4 separate regions of the Homo sapiens genome follow, and all the other regions are linked to region 4. A link is a contact called in ENCODE Hi-C or POLR2A ChIA-PET data. All regions are on one chromosome and are shown on one strand. The core of a region is the stretch at or near the end of the contact, and the rest is flanking DNA. Distances in the headings are between cores, read along the strand shown.

What was found. A loop is a pair of places that touch in the nucleus more often than their neighbours do. ChIA-PET counts read pairs that join two places held with the same protein, here RNA polymerase II (POLR2A). Pooled maps may share reads with other maps.
Region 1: a pooled map shows a loop between it and region 4 (9-fold over the local background). The contact joins the promoter of RNF167 here to the promoter of PIMREG in region 4. A Hi-C loop is called at or near these places in 2 of 37 single-sample maps with no recorded cell type and 4 of 50 pooled maps. POLR2A ChIA-PET finds 5 or more read pairs at or near these places in 1 of 52 experiments (OCI-LY7).
Region 2: a loop to region 4 is called in a pooled map, with 2.6 times the contacts of the local background. The contact joins the enhancer-like site here to the promoter of PIMREG in region 4. A Hi-C loop is called at or near these places in 9 of 168 maps with a recorded cell type or tissue (HCT116, IMR-90, aorta and 6 more), 1 of 37 single-sample maps with no recorded cell type and 22 of 50 pooled maps. POLR2A ChIA-PET finds 5 or more read pairs at or near these places in 1 of 52 experiments (activated CD4-positive, alpha-beta T cell).
Region 3: a loop to region 4 is called in a pooled map, with 5 times the contacts of the local background. The contact joins the promoter of ZNF594 here to the promoter of PIMREG in region 4. A Hi-C loop is called at or near these places in 8 of 50 pooled maps. POLR2A ChIA-PET finds 5 or more read pairs at or near these places in 2 of 52 experiments (HCT116 and activated T-cell).

What each region holds. Positions count from the first base shown.
Region 1 is chr17:4,939,000-4,943,095 of GRCh38, reverse strand. RNF167 (ring finger protein 167) reads right to left here and starts at 2,828. Exons shown (of 10, transcript NM_015528.3): 1 at 2,736-2,828; 2 at 2,103-2,609; 3 at 1,939-2,019; 4 at 630-755; 5 at 432-519; 6 at 155-245. The coding sequence starts at 2,186. SLC25A11 (solute carrier family 25 member 11) reads left to right here and starts at 3,050. Exons shown (of 8, transcript NM_003562.5): 1 at 3,050-3,280; 2 at 3,884-4,036. The coding sequence starts at 3,186. RefSeq lists enhancers at 1,921-2,050, 2,931-3,000, 3,717-4,096 and silencers at 2,384-2,578, 3,141-3,210.
Region 2 is chr17:5,253,276-5,257,538 of GRCh38, reverse strand. No RefSeq gene overlaps it. Among named protein-coding and RNA genes, the nearest start is that of SCIMP, 21 kb to the right of the region's middle. RefSeq lists an enhancer at 2,516-3,021. Within about 2 kb of position 2,423, at least 4 of the 41 ENCODE cell types and tissues checked have a DNase peak (open chromatin) inside an H3K27ac peak, as active enhancers do.
Region 3 is chr17:5,189,889-5,193,791 of GRCh38, reverse strand. It overlaps ZNF594 (zinc finger protein 594), which reads left to right and starts at 1,924. Exons shown (of 2, transcript NM_032530.2): 1 at 1,924-2,044. ZNF594-DT (ZNF594 divergent transcript) reads right to left here and starts at 1,785. Exons shown (of 6, transcript NR_152840.1): 1 at 1,629-1,785. RefSeq lists a silencer at 1,790-1,989.
Region 4 is chr17:6,441,650-6,445,922 of GRCh38, reverse strand. PIMREG (PICALM interacting mitotic regulator) reads right to left here and starts at 1,468. Exons shown (of 6, transcript NM_019013.3): 1 at 1,435-1,468; 2 at 519-847. The coding sequence starts at 812. The region is part of intron 2 of LOC107985017 (a long non-coding RNA gene); the gene reads left to right. RefSeq lists silencers at 1,219-1,446, 1,529-1,778, 2,009-2,158 and an enhancer at 1,510-2,088.

The DNA.
Region 1 (4,096 bases), core at 1,579-4,078, 1.5 Mb after region 4:
AGCCCATAGGTGGGGACAGGAATGGGAAGAAAGTCAAAGAGGCAGGGAAGGAAGGACAGGAGGCTGAATGGTTCGGGTAATGAGGAGGCCTGGGCTCCAGGTTGGCATGGAACTGCTTGCTGAAGGAAGAATGGGAAGGAGGCACATGTCCTACCCCTTCTCGTAGACAAAGAGGGCACGCAGGTACTCGGAGCTTCTCTCCCCAATAAATACAGACGGGATCCAGATCTGCTGCTGGATTTCCTCTGCAGGGATCAAGGTGTTACTCTGGGGACTCACAACCTTCTACTCAAATCCTCTGGGAACCCTGGCATCTTGCACTTTGGCCCCACCCCACCTAAAGGATTGGCTTCTTTTCCTGAGGCCTTCAGCCTTCCCACCATCTCTGGGTCCTACTGAAAGCCCAGCTGTATAGATTCCCCCAGCCTTACCACTATTCCACACCATGTTCAGAAGTTCATTGGAATTCACATTGTGTACTACAGCGGCACCATATCCAGCCTTCTGGGCATTTAGGACCTAGGGAGACAAGGCAGAGGACAAGGAGCCATCATGGGCCTTACCTGTCTTCATTCCTGGTGCCTTTTTTTTACCCTCAGCTGCCCAGCTCCCCTTCCTCATTCAGCAACCTTGAGGTCAAAGTTGCAGTCGAATCTTCGAAGCAGCGCAATAAAGACTGACCCATTGACCGGGGCTGGGGGTGGTGGGGCAATGGGGCTGCAGGCATTGTCTGGGTGAGCCTCCACAAGGAACCCCTGAAGGATGGAAGCAAACAACAGTGAGATTTCTCCTTTCTAGATTCTGCTCTCTACAGGGGCCACCAAACACACCAGCCCACATGCTGCACATCCTCTATCCTCACTTCCTCCTCCTTCCTGGGGTCTGAGTGAGCATCCCACCATCACAACCTTCTCTTAGCCTCTTGAAAAGGCAATGACATAAAACATCCCTTCACCAAACTCTCCCATCATCCCTCTCGCTGTCCCAGATGGGCTAATCTGTACCCTATACTGCAAGCTAATGCAATTATTTTTGCCTTCTAATATTCCAATTGTAATTCAATTCTCAAACCACCCATGTCACTTTCTCTCAAGTTCTGTTTCACAGTCCCCTCTCCAGCACATACTCATACAGACACACTCCCCTCCCTTCAGTTTTCTTTTTGTTTTTCTTTTTTTTGAGATGGAGTCTCGTTTTGTCACCCAGGCTGGAGTGCAGTGGCGCGATCTCGGCTCACTGCAACCTCCACCTTCCGGTTTCAAGTGATTCTCCTGCCTCAGCCTCCCAAGTAGTTGGGACTACATGCGTGCACCATCACGCCCAGCTAATTTTTGCCATTTTAGTAGAGATAGGGTTTCTCCATGTTGGCCAGGCTGGTCTTGAACTGGGATTACAGATGTGAGCCACCGCGCCCGGCCTCTTCAATTTTCTAATTACCCATCTCACAAACAACTCGACTGCTACTAAGGCCCAACTGAGTTCTTGCTATGTGGCAGTCTTTGGGATGAAATACTACCAAAATTGCGTATCTACTTTGATCTTCACAATAACCCTAGGAAAACTTCTAATATCCCATTTTACAGTAAAACAAACTAAGGCTCAGAGAGATTAACTTGCCCAAAGTCATATAAGCAATAACTAGCACCTGAGACCTTCCTGATAAGGACCGTTGATCCTGCCTTCTGTCTTCGTCCACTTTCAGTCTCCCTGATAACCTCGGAGTTCCAGGGGTGGACACTCTGTCTTCTCCCTCTAGATTCTGGGTTCTACACTAGACGTGCTCAGTTCCTAACTTCATTTTCCTACCTCCAGTTTCACCCAGGACAAACCTCCCCAACCCCAGCCTAGGATGGAGGATCTTGCGAAATACTAAAAAAAGAAAAAAGACAGAAAAGGAAGGAAGGGAGGGAAGGAGGAAAAGAAAAGAAAGAAAATCACCTGGAGGCCCTCCTGGCTCAAGGTAGCCCCAAACAGAGCTGGAAGGTCTGCAAAGTCCATGCTGGCATTGTGGTCCGAGGTCTGCGGACAAAAAAGGCGATGTTCCCCTTCAGCCTGCAACCCTTCCTTTCAGCGCCCTTTCCCCATCCGTCCCTCAGACTCACCGCTCGAATGAGCCCCCGGGTCGGGGCCGCTCCCCACAGCACAGCGGCCACAACCACAGGAAGCGGGAAGGCTGCAGGGTGCATGGCAGCGGGAGGAAAGAGGCTGAGGAGGCCGCGCGTCCTGGTAGCAAGGAGCAGAAGCGGAGTTCTGCGCCCTCCCTGCCCCTCCTTTAGGATCCCAGGGGTCCAACCACCCCCAGGTCCCACTTCCCAGCTACATGGGGGCGCCGGGGAAGGAACACCAACTCAAAGAATGAGATATCCAACCCGTTTAGTGGAGCTGGGTGGGAGGCACTAAATGTATCCTTTTCTGGTACGGGGATAAAACGCGGAAAGGGGACGGAGCCTAACACAGGTGACAGAAAAACTTCGGGAAGGGTGGCGGAGCTCAAGGAGGTGGGACTTCCTGCTAGGTGGGCCGTGTTCCCAGCCTCTGGAAAAGGGCTTCCGGTAGAGAAAATCAGGCCGCTTTCAGCATTGGATGCTTGAGATGAAGGACTTCCGGTCCTAAAAGGCCGGTTAAAAAAAGGTTAGCGATGGAGGGACTGCCTGTGGAGATGGAAGGGGCACTGGTGGCCCAGAAGACGACCTAATAAAAGTGCCCGGAAACCCGGAGCCTCCTAGTTTACAAACCTCTCCTCCCTCTGGCCTCCGCCGCTCCTTCAAATCTCGCGAGAGTGCTCACCACCTCTCCCGTCCCCTCGCAGCTGAATAGTTGCTGTGTCTATCGCGAGAGCGCTCCAACTTGGCGAGCCGTACTCACTCGATCTCGCGAGACCTTCAAACAAACTCTTCTCTATTTTCCCGCGATTCTAATTCGGTGAAAACAGCGCCTTTCCTCTGGTTTCCAAATCAGTTACGCCCCTTCTCGCACGCTTCCATCAAGCTCCTCCTTCAGCTCCGCCTTACTCCCGGCCGCCTTTGCGCTGCGCGCCTGCGCCCGCGCCGGCTTCCAGCGGGTGTCGGACCTGAGAGCTGGAGGGGCGTGCGCGCGCCCTCGCTCTGTTGCGCGCGCGGTGTCACCTTGGGCGCGAGCGGGGCCGCGCGCGCACGGGACCCGGAGCCGAGGGCCATTGAGTGGCGATGGCGGCGACGGCGAGTGCCGGGGCCGGCGGGATAGACGGGAAGCCCCGTACCTCCCCTAAGTCCGTCAAGTTCCTGTTTGGGGGCCTGGCCGGGTAAGCTCAGGCCCCAGGGATGGGAAAAGAGGAGGAAGGGAAGGGCAAAAGGAACCGGGCCCGGTTCATCTCTGGGTCTGTTGCAGTGAACTGTGCCGGCACGGGGTCAGCGCGATCTCCAGCGTATTGCGAGTTCCCCGATGGGCTGCTAGGGCCCCATTGCAGGACCCTTATGGACTGCATGCAGGGTCGTTGCACAACCCCCGCCGGGCCAGCTGAGTTTCCCAGCGCATTGCTAAGCTCGGCCGGGCGGCAGGGGGTTCCAGGCCATTAAATGGCTCCTGCAGGACTACCTGGAGTCCTAAATCTTGGATGCCCCTTCCTCCCCTCCCTGTGTCGGACTGCGTGCAGCCCCAGGTCACTGCTTGACTGTCATGAAGCTGCTTGGAGCACTTTCATTGCATGGCCCCTACTGGACAACTAGACTTTTCAGACCCGTTGCACTTGGTGTACATATAGACTCTTATACACATGCTCACCAGCATCCTGATTCTTGAATCGCATGGCAGGCCCTGACCTTTGTAACCTCTTGCTGCCAGGCTCCAGTGGGCACTGGTAGATCTGGAATGCCTGGCCCTTCACTCCACCTCTGTCTTCCCCCAGGATGGGAGCTACAGTTTTTGTCCAGCCCCTGGACCTGGTGAAGAACCGGATGCAGTTGAGCGGGGAAGGGGCCAAGACTCGAGAGTACAAAACCAGCTTCCATGCCCTCACCAGTATCCTGAAGGCAGAAGGCCTGAGGGGCATTTACACTGGGTATTGGGGCCTCAGGATGGAGGGTAGACTGTGGGTTGGCAGCTCTAGACCTTGGCCTGA
Region 2 (4,263 bases), core at 1,174-3,673, 1.2 Mb after region 4:
TGCCTGCCTCAGCCTCCCAAAGTGCTGGGATTACAGGTGTGAGCCACTGCGCCCGGCTGAGCTTTTCTGATTATATTATCGTTACCACTAACCCAACCCTCAAAAACTGGACATGGGGCTTGCAAAGATAGACAGATTGAATATAAACTAATAAAGCCAGCACAAGCCACAAAAAAGGAAATAGCAGACCTGATGCTTCTTCTCTTCATAATAGAAGTCCTTCGTTAGCCACATTATAGGTAAAAACATGATCTCATCAGATCTGCCAAAAATCTGGCAAATGAGCAAGAGGGAGTGAGAGAAATTATCAAAAAGAGTGTTTGCAATACATTTGTACATCCCTTATCACTAACAATGCCTTTCACCTTCAGTATATAGTCTGTCCTGAGAAAAATAATAATAGTCGTATGAGTAATTATAAACAAATAATTGGAATAGTTGGCAGCGTGTGCTCAAAAATGTTTTGTTGTTAGTGGTAAAATCACCTAACTCAGGAGATCATTCCAATGCCTGCAAATTTCTTAATGAATCCAGGACTATTTTTTAAAACATTTTTTATTTTTTGAGATAGGGTCTCACTCTGTTGCCCAGGCTGGAGTGCAGCAACTTGATCATAGTTCACTGCAGCCTCCAACTCCTGGGCTCAAGTGATCCTCCCACCTTAGCCTCCTGAGCAGCTGGGACTACAGGTGCATGCCACCACACTCAGCTAATTAAAAAAAAAATAGAGACAAGGTCTCAAAATCCTAGGCTCAAGCAATCCTCCTGCCTTGGCCTCCCAAAGTGCCAAAACTATTCTTGATCCCAGCACAATGTGTGACCCAGAGTAGGTCCTTAATAAATATTTGTTCAGGCCGGGAGCGGTGGCTCACACCTGTAATCCCAGCACTTTGGGAGGCCGAGGTGGGCAGATCACGTGAGGTCAAGAGTTCGAGACCAACCTGGTCAACATGGTGAAACCCCATCTCTACTAAAAATGCAAAAATTAGCTAGGCGTGGTGGCAGGCACCTGTAATCCCAGCTACTCAGAAGGCTGAGGCAGGAGAATCATTTGATCCCAGGAGGCGGGGGCTGCAGTGAGCTGAGATCACGCCATTGCACTCCAGCCTGGGTAACAGGGTGAGACTTTGTCTCAATCAATCAATCAATCAATCAATATTTGTTCGGTGAGTTAGTGAGTGAATGAAGGCATTCAAGATTAGGAACTTGCCAGTATGCCCAGCCTTGCCTCACCTCATCCCGGCCCCCAATGCCATTTCACCCTAAGTGCCCAATATCCAGACTGCTTACTGCTCCCTCAGAGTCTTCCCAGCCCATCTGTCCGACCCTGGCACACCTCTCTCAGCTTATTCCTACAAACCCTTTGGGACTTGAGTGTGAATGGAATCTTTTCTAACAAACCTTCCCTGACCCAACCTCTGCCAGATCTGGGCTGAAGACCCCTTTGGAGCCCTTTTCATATTGTTCGTAATTTTTAGTTTTATTTTTTGGGGCCCACTCCTTGAAGGCAGGATGTAGGTCTGCCACCAGAGTTTCTTTTTTTTTTTTTTTGAGACAGAGTCTGGCTCTGTCCCCCAGGCTGGGGTGCAGTGGCACAATCTCAGCTCACTGCAACCTCCACCTCCCCGGTTCAAGCGATTCCCCTGCCTCAGCCTCCTGAGTAGCTGGGATTACAGGCATGCGCCACCACACCCAGCTAATTTTTGTATTTTCAGTAGAGACGGGGTTTCACCATGTTGGTCAGTCTGGAGCCACCAGGGTTTCAATGAATATTTGCTGGATGAATAAATAAATGGAAGAAAGAATGAAACAGTTGGCTTGGGCATGGTATTCAGGCACAAGTTTACTATTATGATGTCAATCAAAGGCTCGCAGATTCCTCATTAGGTAGAATAAAGTTTACAGGAACCCATCCCTTACTGATGTTAGTCATTTTTCAAGGCTCTAAACTTTGCCTCTGGCCTTGGTTTTGGCACCCATCTTTCTCTGGACCAAGCTGTCTCCTACCACACACCCCTCTTCTCCCTTCCCCTTCTCTCTGTCATCAGATTGCAAGCTTGTACCCTGAGGGCTGTCTCAGGCAGCAAGGATCTGGATCTACAGGCTTGGTGAAGGCACAATTCCTAGTCTCTTGCCTTGAGCACACACAGGAAGTCAGCCACCCAGCCACAGTTATATTTAGATTCCTGTCACCTGATGGGGTCATCTGTTAATCAGGGCATAGTGGTAGGTGCAGCATTTTGGGAGTAAACTGAGGTAGGACCAAGGTAGAGAGGAAGTGAGCAGAAAAGTCAGGTACTGACTCCAGGCTCTTTGGCAGGATGAATATTCATGGCTTACATTACACCTAGAGAGATAGAAGGCAGACCAAAGGAGGAACTTGACTTGAGAGAGAAAACAGTTCTTGGCTTGGGCAGGGTAACGGTGGTGCCCCTGAGAGCAGCAGGAAGAGCTGGCCCCTTGGGGCCTCTTGCAGTCCTGAAGGCCAGTTGGGTGCAGGAGCAGGAGCACGGGCCCCTTTGCTGAGTGAGCGGGGCCGAGTGAGTGGTTTTTTTCCATAGGCAGGAATACCCAGCTGCGGTCAGCAGAAAGAGCTGTGGTCACAGGACCCTGTACACAGGGTAGAAACCAGAAAGAAGCAGACATAGCAGGAATTTTTTTTCAAGCTTCCAAGAGCCTTCTCTGCCCTCGATTTGGTTTATCAAATGACTGCTTTGGGAGCTGGGGGACGGGCCCTAAATTGTCATGGATCCAGTTGCTTCTCCCTCCTTTTCTTTTTCTAACCTCGCCTTCATTTCCAAATGACCCCCTTTTATTTCTAGAATCCACCCCCACCACTATAGTAGGTACCTTGCAAGGAGCTCCTGCCCACACTCCTTTCTTTGGCATCCAATCCATTCCAGATCCTGCTGACAGTGTTGGCTTCCCACAACCCACTCCTTTCTGAAATGCTCGGGTGCTGGCCCATCACCGGGGGATCGTCTACACCCCTCCGTCTGGCTTCTGAGTTCTCCATGTTCTGACTGACACTCACCCTTCCCAACCCCAGGCTCACCTTTCTTTCTTTTTTTTTTTTTTGACAGCTTTATTGAGTTATGATTGACATGAAATAAACCGCACCCATGGCCAGGCGAGGTGGCTCGTGCCTGTAATCCCAGCACTTTGGGAGGCTGAGGCGAGTGGATCACAAGGTCAGGAGATCGAGGCCATCCTGGCTAACATGGTGAAACCCCGTCTCTACTGAAAATGCAAAAAATTAGCCGGGCGTGGTGGCATGCGTCTGTAAACCTAGCTACTCAGGAGGCTGAGGCAGGAGAATTGCTTGAACCCAGGGGGCAGAGGTTGCAGTGAGCTGAGATCGCACCATTGCACTCCAGCCTGGGTGACAGAGCGAGACTCCATCTCAAAAAAAAAAAAAAATCAACTGACTATATATGTGCAGGTCTATTGCTTGACTTTCTTTTCTGTTTCACTGATCTATTTATGTATTACCTGCAACAATAACACATTGTTTTTTTTACTGTAGCTTTATGAGAATTCTTGAATCAAGTAGTAAGTCCTCCAACTTATTCTGCTTCAAAGTTATTTTGGCTATTCTAGGTACTTTGCATTTCTAAATAAATTTTAGAATCAGCTCATTCTACCAAATAAAGCCCACCAAGGTTTTGATTGGAACTGTGTTGATTTTGTAGATCAATTTGTGGAGAATTGAAATCTTACCAATATTGAGTCTTACGATCCATGAATATGATAGAACTTTCATTTATTTTGATTTTCTTTATTTCGATTTTCTTTATTTCTTTCTTAATTTTTTTTTGACAGAGTCTTGCTCTGTCACCCAGGCTGGAGTGCAGTGGCATGATCTCAGCTCACTGCAACCTCCGCCTCCCAGGTTCAAGCAATTCTCCTGCCTCAGCCTCCCCAGTAGCTGGGATTTCAGGCACGTGCCACCATACCTAGCTAATTTTTGTATTTTTAGTAGAGACGGATTTCACCATGTTGGTCAGGCTGGTCTCGAACTCTGACCTCAAATGGTCCACCGGACTTGGCCTCCCAAAGTGCTGGAATTACAGGTGTGAACCACAGCATCCGGCCCTTTTAGTACTTTTTAAATGTTGCTTTAGCATCTTCTGCATCACATTAACTCCCAAAAAGAAGATTGCTGTCATTTTTATATTTGTTTTTTTCTCTGGCTGCTTTTATATCTTCTCTTCATTGCTGTTTGTAAGTAGCCCGATTAAGATGCACCTTGGGCTGGGCGTG
Region 3 (3,903 bases), core at 675-3,174, 1.3 Mb after region 4:
CAACGTGCAGGTTTGTTACATAGGTATACATGTGCCATGTTGGTTTGCTGCACCCATCAACTCGTCATTTACATTAGGTATTTCTCCTAATGCTATCCCTCCCCCAGCCCCCCACCCCCCACCAGCCCTGGTATGTGATGTTCCCCACCCTCTATCCATGTGTTCTCATTGTTCAACTCCCACTTATGAGTTCTAACTCATTTTTGCCTCCCAGAGGATCCCGGTGTCTTAGCTGTGGATCTCTCAATACTTGCAGGTCACAGGGCCACAGAGGCTGGGCCTCTAGGAGCAGAGGACACGGAACAGTCTATTTTTTTTTTTATTTTTTTGAGACAGTGTCTTGCTCTGTTGCCCAGGCTGGAGTGAAGTGGTTCCATCTCGGCTCACTGCAACCTCCACCTCCCGGGTTCAAGCTATTTTCCTGCCTCAGCCTCCCGAGTAGCTGGAACTACAGGCGCCTGCCATCATGCCAGTTAATTGTTTTGCATTTTTAGTAGAGACGGGGGTTTCACCATGCTGGCCAGGCTGGTCTTGAACTCCTGAGCTCAAGTGATGCGGCCTCCTAGGCCTCCCAAAGTGCTGGGATTACAGGTGTGAGCCACCGTGCCCTGCCTTAAAAACCCATTTCTAAATTCCAAAGAGTAACTTCTATTAGTGCACTCTTATTAAGAGAGGTAAAGCAAAAGGAACTATAAAAGCAACTATAATTGAAGTCTATTTGAGACATGGCTCAGTATTTCAATGAAAATGTAACACAGTCAATGAAATACTATCTCAAATGTAGTTGTGCAAATTAAGGAATAGTTGGTAGTAGCTGCATTTACAAATTCAAGAGTGAAACGTGCATAATTCGTGCAACCCAAAGTTTGGGACAGAGAGATATGAGAAGCCAAAGTGACTAGTGCACTGACAGTTTTGCTTCGGAAAGGCTTGGGGTTGGACATCTTACATCTTTACATACATATATAACCCTTACCACGATCCTACGCTACGCGAACCAACATCATCTCCATAGTAATAACTAATATGTATCTGGCCTTCGCCACATGCAAACTTCACATACATATGTCAGTGAGGTCGGTCCTATTATTTACCTCACTTTACAAATGAAGCAACGGAGGCGCGAAGAAGCTATTAATAGGTAACTTGTTCAAAGTCACATAGCCCCTAAGTGGTGGGGCAAGGATTCTGAGTGTCTGACTTTCTCACTTCGGAACTTACACTTTTAAACATTAAGCTGTCCTTGTTGGGATCTGTATCGCCTAGCCTTTGACCGGGCATTGCAAATAGAAGTCATCAATGAATGAGACCACAAATGCATGCAGGGAACAATAACAAAAGATGAAAACAGAACAGGCAGAACAGGAGTTCGAGACTAGCCTGGCCAACATGGCGAAACCCCGTCTCTACTAAAAATACAAAAATTAGCAGGGCGTGGTGGTGGGCGCCTGTAATCCCAACTACTGGGGAGGCCGAGGCAGGAGAATCGCTTGAACCTGGGAGATGGAGGCTGCAGTGAGCCGAGATCGCGCCATTGCACTCCGGCCTGGGCGAAAGAGCGAGACTCCATCTCAAAAACAAAACAAAAGGGCAGAACAAAAACGTAGTTACTTGAAGGGGTCACTCACCCCGGACCCGACCGTGCCACAGCCCCGACGCCACGCATGTCTAGGACCAGCTGAGGACGCGGCCTCTCGGCGGTAACCTTGGTAACCAGCCAGCGCGCCGCTGGCCCTCCGGAAGTCAGACTCCGCCGGGCTGAGCCGAGCTACGCCAGCGCCGACTGGCGTCGTGGAGGAGTCTGCGCAGAGGAGACACCTGATCCGGTGGGAGACGGCCAGGGGAGCGCGCGCGGATTGGCTGGAGCCGACGGGGGACGGCTGGGCGGGGCGCGGACTGGGGGACCGCAGTCCCGGGGAGCGCACCGGAAGTTCTCGCCTGGCCCAGGCGCGGGGTCCAAGATGGTGGCGCTAGGAGCCGCGACCCAGTGATAGCGGCCGTGGAGGGGCCCCCGACCGAGCGGGAGGTTGGGGGTAGCCTGGAGGTGAGACCCCGCTGCGTTCACAGAGCTGGCGGCCGCGGCGCCTGCGTCCACCGGCAAGCGAGGAGTGGAGCAGAGCTCATATGCCTATGGGGAGAGGCCTGGGGGACCGCAGGAGGATGTAGGCGCCGGGTGCGCATGACTGGGCCTTCTTGCTCTCGGTCGGCTTCTTGGTCTCGGCGTGCCCCATTCCCGGCCCTGTCCCGCTACTCTTGCCTGTTCCAGTTCCCTCCTGTGGGTACCGCTAACGGCATCTTCCCGAGGCCCAGAATCCACCGTCAGGCATAAATTGATTATTCCTCGCCCACATCTGTGCCAGGTATATTTGTATATGTAACCAAATCTGGTTTTTGCATCCCACGAGTGACCCCGCTGGGGAGGCTAGACTAAGCCACAGGAATGAACTGTATTGTTCATATATGTTCTACTACTCAGTCTAAAATATTAGGACTGTTAGAGTTCAAACAAGGGAGGGATTTAGGTGGGCTGGTCTCTTTGTAAGGGTCTACATTGCTTTTAGGAGCAGCTTCTATTGTGACCAAGCGAGTTACAGAGAAACGCCACACTTTGAGACAAATTAAAGAGTCCTTATTAGCCGGCAACCGAGAGGCAGCTAGCGCCCAAAATTTTCTCGGCCCTGAGGAAGGGGCTAGTTTTGTTTTTATACCGTGGTCTAAATAGGGGAGGGGGGATTTTAGCTGAAGCAATTTTTACAGAAGCAGAACTGGCAAAAAGTTGAAAAATTAATTGGTTACAAATGCAGTTACAAAATATAAACAGTTCCAATTGCACGGGCTTAAACTATCACAAAGAGATAAATGCAGGGGTTTTGCTTGCCATCCACCGAGCGCGTCCCCAGGAGCTGCTGGTGCAGCTTGCCTCAATATCTTATCAGTAGGTGCATTCCTGGACGTGCTTTGAGTCAGTTTACACTAGCTATGCCTTAAGGGAGGGAGGTGAAAGGGGGCTGCCAGTGGAGAAACTAAAATGGAGTCTGTCCGGCTCTCTCTCTGCTAGGAGAGAGTCACTCAGGTTAAAACAAAGTAGGGTATCACACTTCAAAAGTCATTTCTTTTGGGAAGCCTTCCCGGATTGCCACCGCAGCGCTTTTAGCATCTAATTCATAGGCTCTTACTACCTTGTTTCATGTGTGAGTCTTCCTCTAGGCATAGATTCTTTGTTTAGCTTCACCTAATGCGTGCCCATGAATGTGAATTAAAAAGGATTGACATAGTTAAAAGATACTAAGAACTGGGCATGAAATAGTGGCATTTCTTAAGTTAAAAAATAGTGGCCCCTAGGCCAGCTTTGAGTGTAGACACATTTTCTTGGCTCATGCTGTTTGTTTTTATTTGAATTAATGGCCAACTTCCTTTTTTTTCTTAAGACAGAGTCTCGCTCTGTCAACAGACTAGAGTGCAGTGGTGCGATCTCGGCTCACTGCAACCTCCGCCTCCCAGGTTCAAGCGATTCTCCTGCCTCAGCCTTCCGAGTAGCTGGGACTACAGGCATGTGCCACCACGCCCAGCTAATTTTGTATTTTTAGTAGACACAGGATTTCTCTCCATGTTGGTCAGGCTGGTCTCGAACTCCCAACCTCTGGTACTCTGCCTGCCTCAGCCTCCCAAAGTGCTGGAATTACAGGTGTGAGCCACTGCGCCCGGCCTGTGTTTGCTCTTTTCTTTAGGAACACTAATTATATGTATTTGATTATCTTTCTTTAGTTACTGGTTTTCTCTGTAATCACATTTGTATTCATTTCATTTTTTATTATTTCTCCAGGCCTCATTGTGACCTTGTAGTGATTATTTTTGTTGTTCCTTATGTGAATTTCATCTACATAATGCTTTTTATTTGCCCTT
Region 4 (4,273 bases), core at 219-2,718:
TTCCCCCTGCTCTACCTTGCTCTCTGTCATCTGTTCATACCCAGACTACAATTCTGGCTCTCCTCAGGGATACACAGCTGAGTGGGCAGTACACCTTGCTTTCCCTCAGCTCTAGGCCTGGACTTGCACTATTTCCCCTACCCTAAATACCCCTTGACCTTTGCTTCCCTGGGTGAACTCTGGAATCACCTCCTCTGGGAAGCCTTCACCGACTAAGCTTGCATTTGGTGAGCCTCACTATTGGTCACTTGCTTTGCAATTTCCTATCACGTACAGCTCTTATCACCTGGTATTGTGAGCATCTGTTTCCTCCAAGACATGCTTTCATTCACTCATTCAACTATTTGTTGAGCACCTATATGTGCCAGGAACTATCTGGGGTGGTGGGGAAACAGCAGTGAACTAACCAACGTCCCTGTTTTCATGAAGTCTATATTCTTGAGGCTCTTTGAGGGCAGGAACTGCCTGGCACCAAGGAAACACTCCATAAAAAAGATGATTAGTGTTGTCAGTATTACCTGGGACACGGCACCCAAAGCACTCTTAGCTGAGCGAGCTGCAGCCTGGAGGCCCTGCTGACCTGGCTCTGGGGTTTCCAGGCGTTTCCAGGAGGGCCCTGCGCGGAGGTTGAGGTTGACGGCTCTCAGGGGCAGCCTCCTTTGGAACTGTCTGCACAGGGACCCCAGGGCCCCTACAGAGGTCTCCTGATGGCTGACCACAGGCTGCAGCTCCTTGCTGTCCTCCAGCTGCTCCTGGTGCTGGAGAGATCTCCGGCGCACGGAGGTCCCCATGTTCTGCCACCGAGAAGCCATCTGCCTGGCCAAGAGTCTTCTCTGTCCACTAGACCCTGGGGAGGAGGGCGAAAGGCAGATCAGCAAGGCATTCCCCATACCCATTCCCAGGCCCCACAGAGACCCTGGACACAGGGGAAGAGACGGGATGCAGCGGGGTGGCGGGGGCGGGCGAGTTGGTAAGTGTGGGTGCAGGAAGGAGGATGCTTCCTGGAAGAGGGGCCTCGGGTCAGCAGCATTTCTGATGTCCCGCCCTTCAAGTTTCCAAAACAGCTGTCTTTTCATCCCAACCTCCTTCCTCTCTCTGGCTCAGGCGAGGAGGGGAGGCAGGGTCAAGACACGCCGTAGCCGAGCTTCAGCGCTGGGCCCAGGACACGATCACCATCTTCTTCACCAGCTCGCCCAGACCAAACGCGCACCCGCCCAGACCCCGGCCTTCCCACCAGACGCCCCGATTTCGATCCGACTTCTTGTGGTACCCAGACGACCCCACAGGCCGTGCGTGTCCGAACCTGATGCCCTCCCCTGTGAACAGAACCTGATGCCCTCCCCTCCGAACAAAAAAATTGTTTTGAGTCCAGATCGCGCCATTGCACTCCAGCCTGGGCAACAAGGGCGAAACTTGTGCCCAGCCCGCACTCACCCGACACCACTAAGGCCGAGCACAGCCGCAGCACAGCTGCTCCTCGCCCACCGCAGCCGATTTGAAACTCTGCGCGGCTCCGCCCCCGGCCCCGTCCTCACAGCTGATTGGTTCCGTCCCCGCCCCCGCCACCGCCACCGCCCCGGGGATCCGATTGGCTCCCTCTCTCGCGGCTGCAAATGCTGCGCTTGGATTGGCCCGGCCGTGCCCATTCATCGCTCCGGCCCCCGCCCCGCCGCCAGCCTCGTGGCTCCGGGCTTTGTATCCTGCGTCCCGCTCGCGCCACTGCCCTTGCTAGCCCAGCCCCCGCGCATCGCACACCGGGTCCCCTCCCTGGAGCGCGCACAGGGTTCAGGCTGCTCTGACCCATGGGGTGGAGGCGGAGGTCCTGGGACCTAGGCCTCCTGGCTCAGGCCCCAGGCCCCAGGCCCGGCAGCGGGCAGAGACCCCTCTCATCCTGCCAAGGGGTCTGGCTTTTCCTTCTTGCTCAGTGGTTTTGTCAGAAGGAGCCAGGGACTGGCAGTGCAGAGCCCTGGGTTCCCAGAGACGTTTTCTTTCAAATTTCCCTCCTGACCCTCCCTTCCTGTGACAAGACACTGTCCCTCTCTGAGTTCCCCATACTCGCCATCCACGCTCCGCCCTCCCTAGAAAACGCGTCCCGGAAGCGGGGATAGACCAGAGTACCGGTCTGCCCTCCACCCGTCTACACCGGCTCCCCGCCCCCGCCTTGCCCCACGCATCCCTCCCTCTCTCCAGCGGAATGCCTGCCTCTCTTCTCCTTAGCATCCAAACAAATGCAGCCATTATAAAGCTCTCTCCAGCTCATCTTTCTCCTTTCGGTGACCTCAGAGCAGTGCTGCCCACTCCCCCGGCTGGTTTCTTTGTTACTTCTCCGCACAAGAGCCTGAGATGATGGCTTCTTGAGACTCTGTCTTCAGCCCTCTCCGTTTCTGGGTGGTCTCACCCACTCCTTTGGCCTCAGTGATTTCCAAGGAAAGGATGATGATAATGATTAACGTGTATATGGCACTTAGTATGCACAGGTACCGGTGTTGCAGTTTATTAACTTACTTGATCCTCTGCTATGGTTTGAATGTGTCCCTCAAATTTCACATGTTGGAAATGTAATGCCCAAATTCATATATCGGTGGCATTTTTTGTTTGTTTTTGAGACGGAATTTCACTCTTGTTGCCCAGGCTGGAGTGCAATGGCATGATCTCGGCTCACTGCAACCTCCGCCTCCCAGGTTCAAGCGATTCTCCTGCCTCAGCCTCCCTAGTAGCTGGGATTACAGGTGCCTGCCACCACGCCTAGCTAATTTTTTGTATTTTTAGTAGAGATGGGGTTTCACTATGTTGGCCAGGCTGGTCTCGAACTCCTGACCTTAGGCAATCCACCCGCCTCAGCCTCCCAAACTGCTGGGATTACAGACGTGAGCCACCGTTCCTGGCTATCGGTGGCATTTTTTAAGACATATAAATTGTTATTTATTCAAATTATAGAATATTATACAGCACTGAAAAATAAGCAAATTGTAGCCAGATGGTGTAACTTAAGTCAATCTCAGAAATATGTTAGATTAAAAAAAAGCAATATGCAGACAAACATAAAGTATGACACTGTATAAATTCAAACGCAAAAAAGCTCAACAATATGGTTTAGGAATATGCACATACATTTGTGGACAAAGCTATTATGGAAAGCAAAGGAATTGAAACACCAAAATAAAATAAGTCGTCGTTTTTGGAAGGGTGGCAGGAGAAGAGGATGTAATGAGGAAAGGGCTCAAAGGACTTCAAAGATAATGTTCCATTTTGTAGGCTGGGTGGTGGCCACATGGATGTTTACTTTCTTCTTTTTTATTTTTTTTCTTTTAGACAGGATCTTGCTCTGTTGTCCAGGCTGAGGTGCAGTGGTACAATCATAGCTCACTGCAGTCTCAACCTCCTGGGCTCAAGCAGTCCTCCTGCCTTGACCTCCCAGAGTGCTGGGATTACAAGCGTGAGCCACCTTGCCTAGTCTTTATTATTCTTTAAACCATATATGTAAGTAATTTTATACGTATCACTTTATAAATGCGTGTGTATACACATACCTGTACATATATTATTTTCTAAGTATGAGCTACTTTGTAATTTTCTTTAAAATTTTTTTTAAAATTGACAAGTAATAATTAAACATTTATGGGGCACATAGTGATGTTTTGATACATATAATGTAGAGTGATCAGATCTGGGTAATTGGCATATTCATCATCTCAAACATTATCGTTTTTCTGTGTTGGTAAGAGTCAATATCTTCCTTCTAGTTATTCGAAACTATATATTATTGTTCACTCTAGTCATTCCACAGTGCTATAGAATACTAAGCTTATTACTCCTATTTAGCTGTAACTTTGTGTCTTTTAACAAATCTCTCCTATTCCTTCCTTGCACCTACCATTCCCAACGTCCAGTATGTTGATGAGGTGAGGCCTTTGGGAGGTAATTAGCATTAGATAAGATCAAACAGATGGGGCCCCCATGATGGTACTGGTGGCTTTAAAAGAAGGGGAAGAGAGACCCGAGCTGACAGGCACGCTTTTGCCCTCTCACCATGCGATGCCTTCTGCCATGTTACAACACAGCAAGAAGGCCCTTACCAGATGCCAACCAGATGCCAGTGCTATGCTCTTGAACTTCCCATCCTCCAGACCATGAGCTAAGTGTCTTTTCTTTATAAATTATGCAGTCTGTGGTATTCAGATATAACAACAGAAAACGGACTGACATCTTCATTGTACCTACACTTGATGAGGAAGCTGAGAATACAGAATTTGGTAGGGCCCAAATTTCACTC